Regions from separate parts of the Mus musculus genome. Here region 2 is linked to region 1. A link is a contact called in ENCODE POLR2A ChIA-PET data. All regions are on one chromosome and are shown on one strand. The core of a region is the stretch at or near the end of the contact, and the rest is flanking DNA. Distances in the headings are between cores, read along the strand shown.

Region 1 (3,121 bases), core at 366-2,865:
CTTCAGCCCCTGGTTGTTTGTGCTGGTTTGTTTTGTTTCTTATATACACAGGTTCTTAATGTGGCCCAGGCTAGCCTAAAAACTGATAGGAGGCTGAAGATGACTTTGAACTCCTGACCCTCCAGCTTCTTCAGCGGGCCACATACTGTGGGATTAGAGCCAGGCCACCACCACATCTGCCTAAATTAAAATCTTAATCAGCTAAATGTTTAAATTATGTAGAAATAACTAACCAAGTATAACCATCAAAACTTAAAATGTAGGGCTGGTGAGATAGCTCAGCAGGTAAAGAGCCTTACTAACTGTTTGTCTTCAGACCCAGGGACAAGGGACTGAGATGCATAATATTTTTACATATCAAAGCAGACCTCGCCTTCAGGCTCTCCCAACATTCCTCAGTCCCAACCCTGCATATCCCTCCCCCAACCCTGAACTTTCCAGCCCAGGGGCTGGGCTGCCCTTCCCCCTGAGGCTCTTCCCTATATAATCAGACCTTTTGGCCTCCGACCCCCTCCTCTTCTGTCTTCCCCCTTTCCTTCTCTCTATACACATGCTTTCTCTCTTTCTTTTTCCCCTCCCCTCTGTGTCCGTTCCCATGATGACTATCCCGCCTTTTCCCTTGGGGCCATGAACTCAACCACCAGGGAGCCCCTTCCCAATAAACTTACATTTATACATATTTTAATGTTTTGAATCGACTTACTTGTCCAGTGTAGAGAAATAATTTATTACTACTGACCTTGGTGAATGAATTTAAGCCCCTATAAAAACCCACTTAGTAGCAGGAGAAAACCAGGGGACCACAAGTTGTCCTCTGACCTCTATATACACCTGCATTGTGACATATGTGCACCCACACATAAACAGCATATGCACACACTAAGTGCGTGCTTAAACATTCCACGTAAAATCATTGCCACACAAGGCTAGATAGCAGTATCTAGGTCCTGCCCTATCAGATTCCAAAGAGTTTTTACAGCCTGTTAGGGAAGCAATAAAGTGATTGACATGTGTACAGCTGCAGTATGGTATATCCCACAGCTACACTCTCCGGATATGTTGGAGATTCAGTTTTGATTACAGAGAAGCGGCTTGTCCTGAGCACATCTTAGTTGAGACATCATTCGTCGGGGGCGGACTAGTCTAGAGGTGTTGGAGATTCGTGCTGGGATGACGTAAGGCACACCACCTCCCAGCGCTTCTGTTCACACAGGCTTTCTGTGGTCAGATAGTAAAAGCGCCGGCTGCTGCTTGCTGGGAACATCTATCAAAACACCCAGCAGAATAAGGACGCGTTAGGTCAAGACCTTACAAGGTCTCCTCTCCTTCCTCCCAGGACTTGACAGTTTTTCCCTGCGTGACTCTTTTGTAGCTTCGTGAGACTTTATTTCATGTTTATTGTTCTTTGCTCCCTTGGGGTTAAATATTAAGCCCATTTCTGGAAGTCTGCTATGCTTGGGTCCACAAAGATTCCTAACAAGGGCTTAATGAAGGTGGAGAGTGGCACCTGGCGGTCCAGTCTGACTGGGCGGAGCATCGGATAGCCTGGGCTTTGTCTAATTTGCTGTAACTTTTATATCGACCTTGTTTAGGTACGGGTGGCTGACACAGAACAAGACCTGATTAAAAATAGAAAAAAGAAAAAAAAAATCTGTGTTTCTGCGGCAGTGCAGGCTAAGACAGCAAACACGGAGTCCTTAAACTCAACCCTGCTAGTCCATGAGCTGTGTGGCACAGGAACCCCGGGGCAAGTTAAATATTAAGCAGGAAAAGTCCCAGATCCGATATGTAACAGCAGAGACCGACATAAACAAACACAGCTAGCTCTGAGGAACATGGGAGGCTGCGGAGGCCTGTCAGTGAGTTGAGGGACACAAGGAACGCTTGTGTTTGCAGATTTTTCTCACCACCACTATGAGCTGCATCCACTGTGAAAACTAGCACTTTACATGCCCGACATGGTAGAAGGTTCTAGAACGCAGGGGCCCATCTTACTTCATTAACATTTGTTTGGTTTCTTCATATCACAAGTGTATCACAAGTACCGAATAGTCCAGTCCCTTTCCTATTTATTCACTTAGAGGCTTCTTTGCCTGTTTCTTGTCAGGCACACTCTCCTGGCTGGGTCCACAAGAGGAGGAAGCAGCAAACTTAACAGAACATTTTAAGATTTTTCACTGGACACCTTATATATTTGCTGGTTCAGGTAGTCATTTTGAGGTCAGAGAAACATTCTTAGAAATAGCCAAGGTGTGGTTTCTGACTCCCTGCCCCCACCCCGGGATAAGGAACTGAGGACATATTTTACATATCAAAGCATAGCTCGTCTCCAGGTTCTCCCAGCATCCCTCAGTCCCTACTTCGTCTATCCTACCCCCCAACCCTGAACGTTCCATCCCAGGTGCTGGGCTGCTCTTCCCACAGAGATCTCTCTCTCCCTCCCTCCCTCCCTTTCTTCCTCTCCCTCCCTCTCCTCTCTCTGCAGCCAGTGCATGCCCTTTCTTTCTCTCCCCGCTCCCCACTTCTCTCTCCCCATGATGGCTTTGGACCCTAGAGCAGCTTTTCAATAAACCTGCCTGTATATAATCTAATCTGGCTTGAATGGGCTCATTTCACCAGTGGAGAAATAACCTATCAGCCAATAGAAACCAAACCTAGTGACACCCACCTAACACTCAGGAAGCTGAGGGAGGAGGCTCAGGAATTTGAGAGCAGCCTGGGACACATAGCCAGCCGCTGCCAATAAAAAGAAAAGAATGACTGCTCTTCCAGAGGTCCTGAGTCCAAATCCCAGCAACCACATGGTGGCTCACAACCATCGGTAATGGGATCTGACGCCCTCTTCTGGTGTACCTGAAGACTGCAACAGCTTACTCACATATATAAAATAAATACATCTTAAAACCAAAACCAAAACAACACAAAACAAAAACAAGAAAAAGAAAAGAAAAAAGAAGAACCGAGCAGTAGTAGGTAAATGCTGGGGCAGTGGGTATAGTTCAGTGCTAGGAAACTTGTTCAGCTTGCACAGGGCCTCAAGCCCCACACTTGCACATGAAATAACATAGAGTATTTATTGCAGTCTAAATATATGCTTTGCTAAATGTTTTCTATGGAAGGT
Region 2 (3,066 bases), core at 511-3,010, 190 kb before region 1:
ATTTTCCCTTTACCTGTATACACTCAGCTCCCTCATTCATAAAATTTGGACTGAGGGGGCTGGAGAGATGGCTCAACAGTTAAGAGCACCCACTGCTCTTCCAGAGGTCCAGAGTTCAATTCACATGGTAGCTCACAACCATCTGCAATGGGCATCCGATGCTGTCTTCTGCTGTGTCTGAAGACAGTGACAGTGTACCCACATATATGAAATAAATATGGCCAGAGCAAGCAGGATGGGGGGGGGGGAAGAGCTGGGACTTAAATCTTATCTGTGTCAAGAGATTACAGTGAAGAATCAATGGGTTAATATACATATCCCTTAAGGAATGTCTTATAGCCGGGCAGTGGTAGTGCATGCTTTAATCCCAGCACTTGGGAGGCAGAGACAGGCGGATTTCTGAGTTCAAGGCCAGCCTGGTCTACAGAGTGAGTTCTAGGACAGCCAGGGCTATACAGAGAAACCCTGTCTTGAAAAACAAAAAACAAAACAACAACAACAACAAAAAAGGAATGTCTTATAGACAAGAGCAATTCAACTAACACAGTATAATTCTATCAATCACGTTGACTCTAATAATGCTAAGCTTCACTGAGAGGTATCATGAGTTTCCTATACTGCTGAAGTAAAAACTTAAATTACAAATACTCCCTAATGTTTTCACGTTCTATCCCCAAATAGCAATGTGTGACAAATATTCCAAATGACACTCCATAAATGAACAGCTGAATCTAAGACTGCTATGACTACAGGCTGTCCTGTCTAATGCACAATGTGAAGGTGTTTGACTATAAAGACTTCCTATTGCACAATATACTTAGCATATTTGAACATTTTAATCAGGAAATGGGAAAAGGTGGGGAGAACAGAGAACAGCATGTATAGCAAACTAGACTTGAATTCTTATGTCTTATTCTGGGGCACCATATAATCTGGAAGACTATAGAATCCCCCCCAAGAACTGTGAAAGGCTGACTTATGATGACCGGGAGTGATCTTACCACAACTGATTTTCGCTGGAAGTTTATGTTGTTGATACAGACGACCTGATGGGTTGTATATATAAAAAAAAAGAAAGAAACGACTATTATTATATGAAAGCATAAATCTAAGTACGAATAGGGACTATATACTGAGCCGCTCAAAAACCACACAGTAGTTTGTCTTCGAATTCTACAAAATGAGTAACCTGCTTATTTTAAATCGAGCAACAGCCATGAAAAGGTTTGTCTTGACAAAAAAATATAGCGGTACTTTAAGAAAGGTTTATGAGCCCGTGGGCGGGGAAGGAGTATGCTGAACAATTATTCAAAACCGTTTCACCCTACAAACATCATGTCCCCTGGAGTGGGCTCTAATTTCCCACTAGTTTCCCGGACTCATCAAGTCACTCACAGAATCAATGAAAACAAAATCAGAGCAGGGCGAGAAACGGAGTAGGGGAAAGGTACTTATAATTTGTACGGCCGTGGGCTTTCGAAGCCCTTGTCTCCTTTCTTCCTGTTCATCCTGGAGGACTCTAAGCCGGTGGGCGGCATGAAGAGCTCCTGCGGGGCTCGCCTTTCAGGCTGCACGGGGCGCTGCAGCGCATTCCCGGTAGCGGCCCGTGCACCCGGAGCGCCTAGCCACCCGTCCTCCGCCTCCTGTCCCCTCCCCGACCACTCTCAGCCGCCTCCGCCCGGCCCCTGTCACACAGATGAGCCGCGCTACAGGAGCTCTAAGCGGCCGCCGCCGCCTGCGGACATCTTGCCGGTCACCTCTGACCGGTGACGTCAGAGGAAGTGGCGCGGCCGCGGAGGCAGAACCCGGAAGTCTTGTCCGGGCGTGAGTGGGCGGGGTTTGCACGATAAGTTTGGGATTTCTCGTCTGGCTTTTCTCCTTTGTCTCAAAACTATTTCTAAAATTAAGAGAGCAGAGGGAAGATTTACTGGGTGAGAAAAGGAAGATGGGGAAGGAAGGAAGGGACGTTAAGTGTTAGGCGAATCGTGCTTGTGGAAGACAAGAAGGGATGGAAGGGGCGAGGGACTAGGACCTAGTAATGGTCCCGAAACCATTGCTGTCAAGAACAAACTCACCCATTTGGACCTTGTGGTTTAAACTCCAAATGTGTAATCAGACCGCAGGGAACTCTCAAGCCAGAAGTCCCATGGCCTCCGTATTTGTCTTATGAATTAACAGATTTTCTTTTTGACATTTTTGAAGCTGTGGATTTTCTATTCTTGAGGGTTAAAGATGCAAACCAATGTCCGTTAATTCCGTTAGAGTATTGTCCATTAACATTTTCCCACCTGCACAGATTTCACTCCACCTATCTTTTTTACTCCTGACAAGGTCGTTAGCTGACTTTAAATTAATTTGAACTTTTCGTCTAAACAAAACCAATTAGGAAAATAAAGCCATAACTTTATTAAACCTTCCAAAACTAGACTTCGTTTTTCCCAATGAACATTTATTTATTAAACCCACACAAAGTAAAGGCAGAGCTCATAAATGGCTTACACAATCTTTATGCAGGACCACTTCCTCAAGCGTTCTCATTTGCTGGGACCATCGTCAGACTTATAATTTTTTACAATTCCCTCAAGGTAGCAGTAGGCTTGTTCCAAGTTGCAATCTTCTCAGAAATGCAGGTGAATGAAGTGCAGTGATAATCATACCCAGTGGAAACTGTTGTTTTAAAGATAGACTGGGGGGGCTGGTGAGATACCTCAGTGGTTAAGAGCACCGACAGCTCTTCCAAAGGTCCTGAGTTCAAACCCCAGCAACCACATGGTGGCTCACAACCATCCATAACAAAATCTGATGCTCTCTTCTGGAGTGTCTGAAGACAGCTACAGTGTACTTACATATAATAAATAAATAAATAGATAGATAAATAAATAAATATTTAAAAAAAAAAAAAAGAGGGCTGGAGAGATGGCTCAGCGGTTAAGAGCACTGACTGCTCTTCCGAAGGTCCTGAGTTCAAATCCCAGCAACCACATGGTGGCTCACAACCATCTGTAATGAGATCTGATGCCCTCTTCTAGGGTGTCTGAAGACAGCTACAGTGTACTTACATATAAT

The links. ChIA-PET counts read pairs that join two places held with the same protein, here RNA polymerase II (POLR2A).
Region 2: POLR2A ChIA-PET joins it to region 1 with 11 read pairs in embryonic stem cell. The contact joins the promoter of Taf2 here to the enhancer-like site in region 1. POLR2A ChIA-PET finds 5 or more read pairs at or near these places in 2 of 5 experiments (Patski and embryonic stem cell).

The regions. Positions count from the first base shown.
Region 1 is chr15:55,264,467-55,267,587 of GRCm38, forward strand. No RefSeq gene overlaps it. Among named protein-coding and RNA genes, the nearest start is that of Gm26296, 3.4 kb to the left of the region's middle. Within about 2 kb of position 1,616, at least 1 of the 3 ENCODE cell types and tissues checked has a DNase peak (open chromatin) inside an H3K27ac peak, as active enhancers do.
Region 2 is chr15:55,070,392-55,073,457 of GRCm38, forward strand. Taf2 (TATA-box binding protein associated factor 2) reads right to left here and starts at 1,761. Exons shown (of 26, transcript NM_001081288.1): 1 at 1,456-1,761; 2 at 1,002-1,056. The coding sequence starts at 1,538.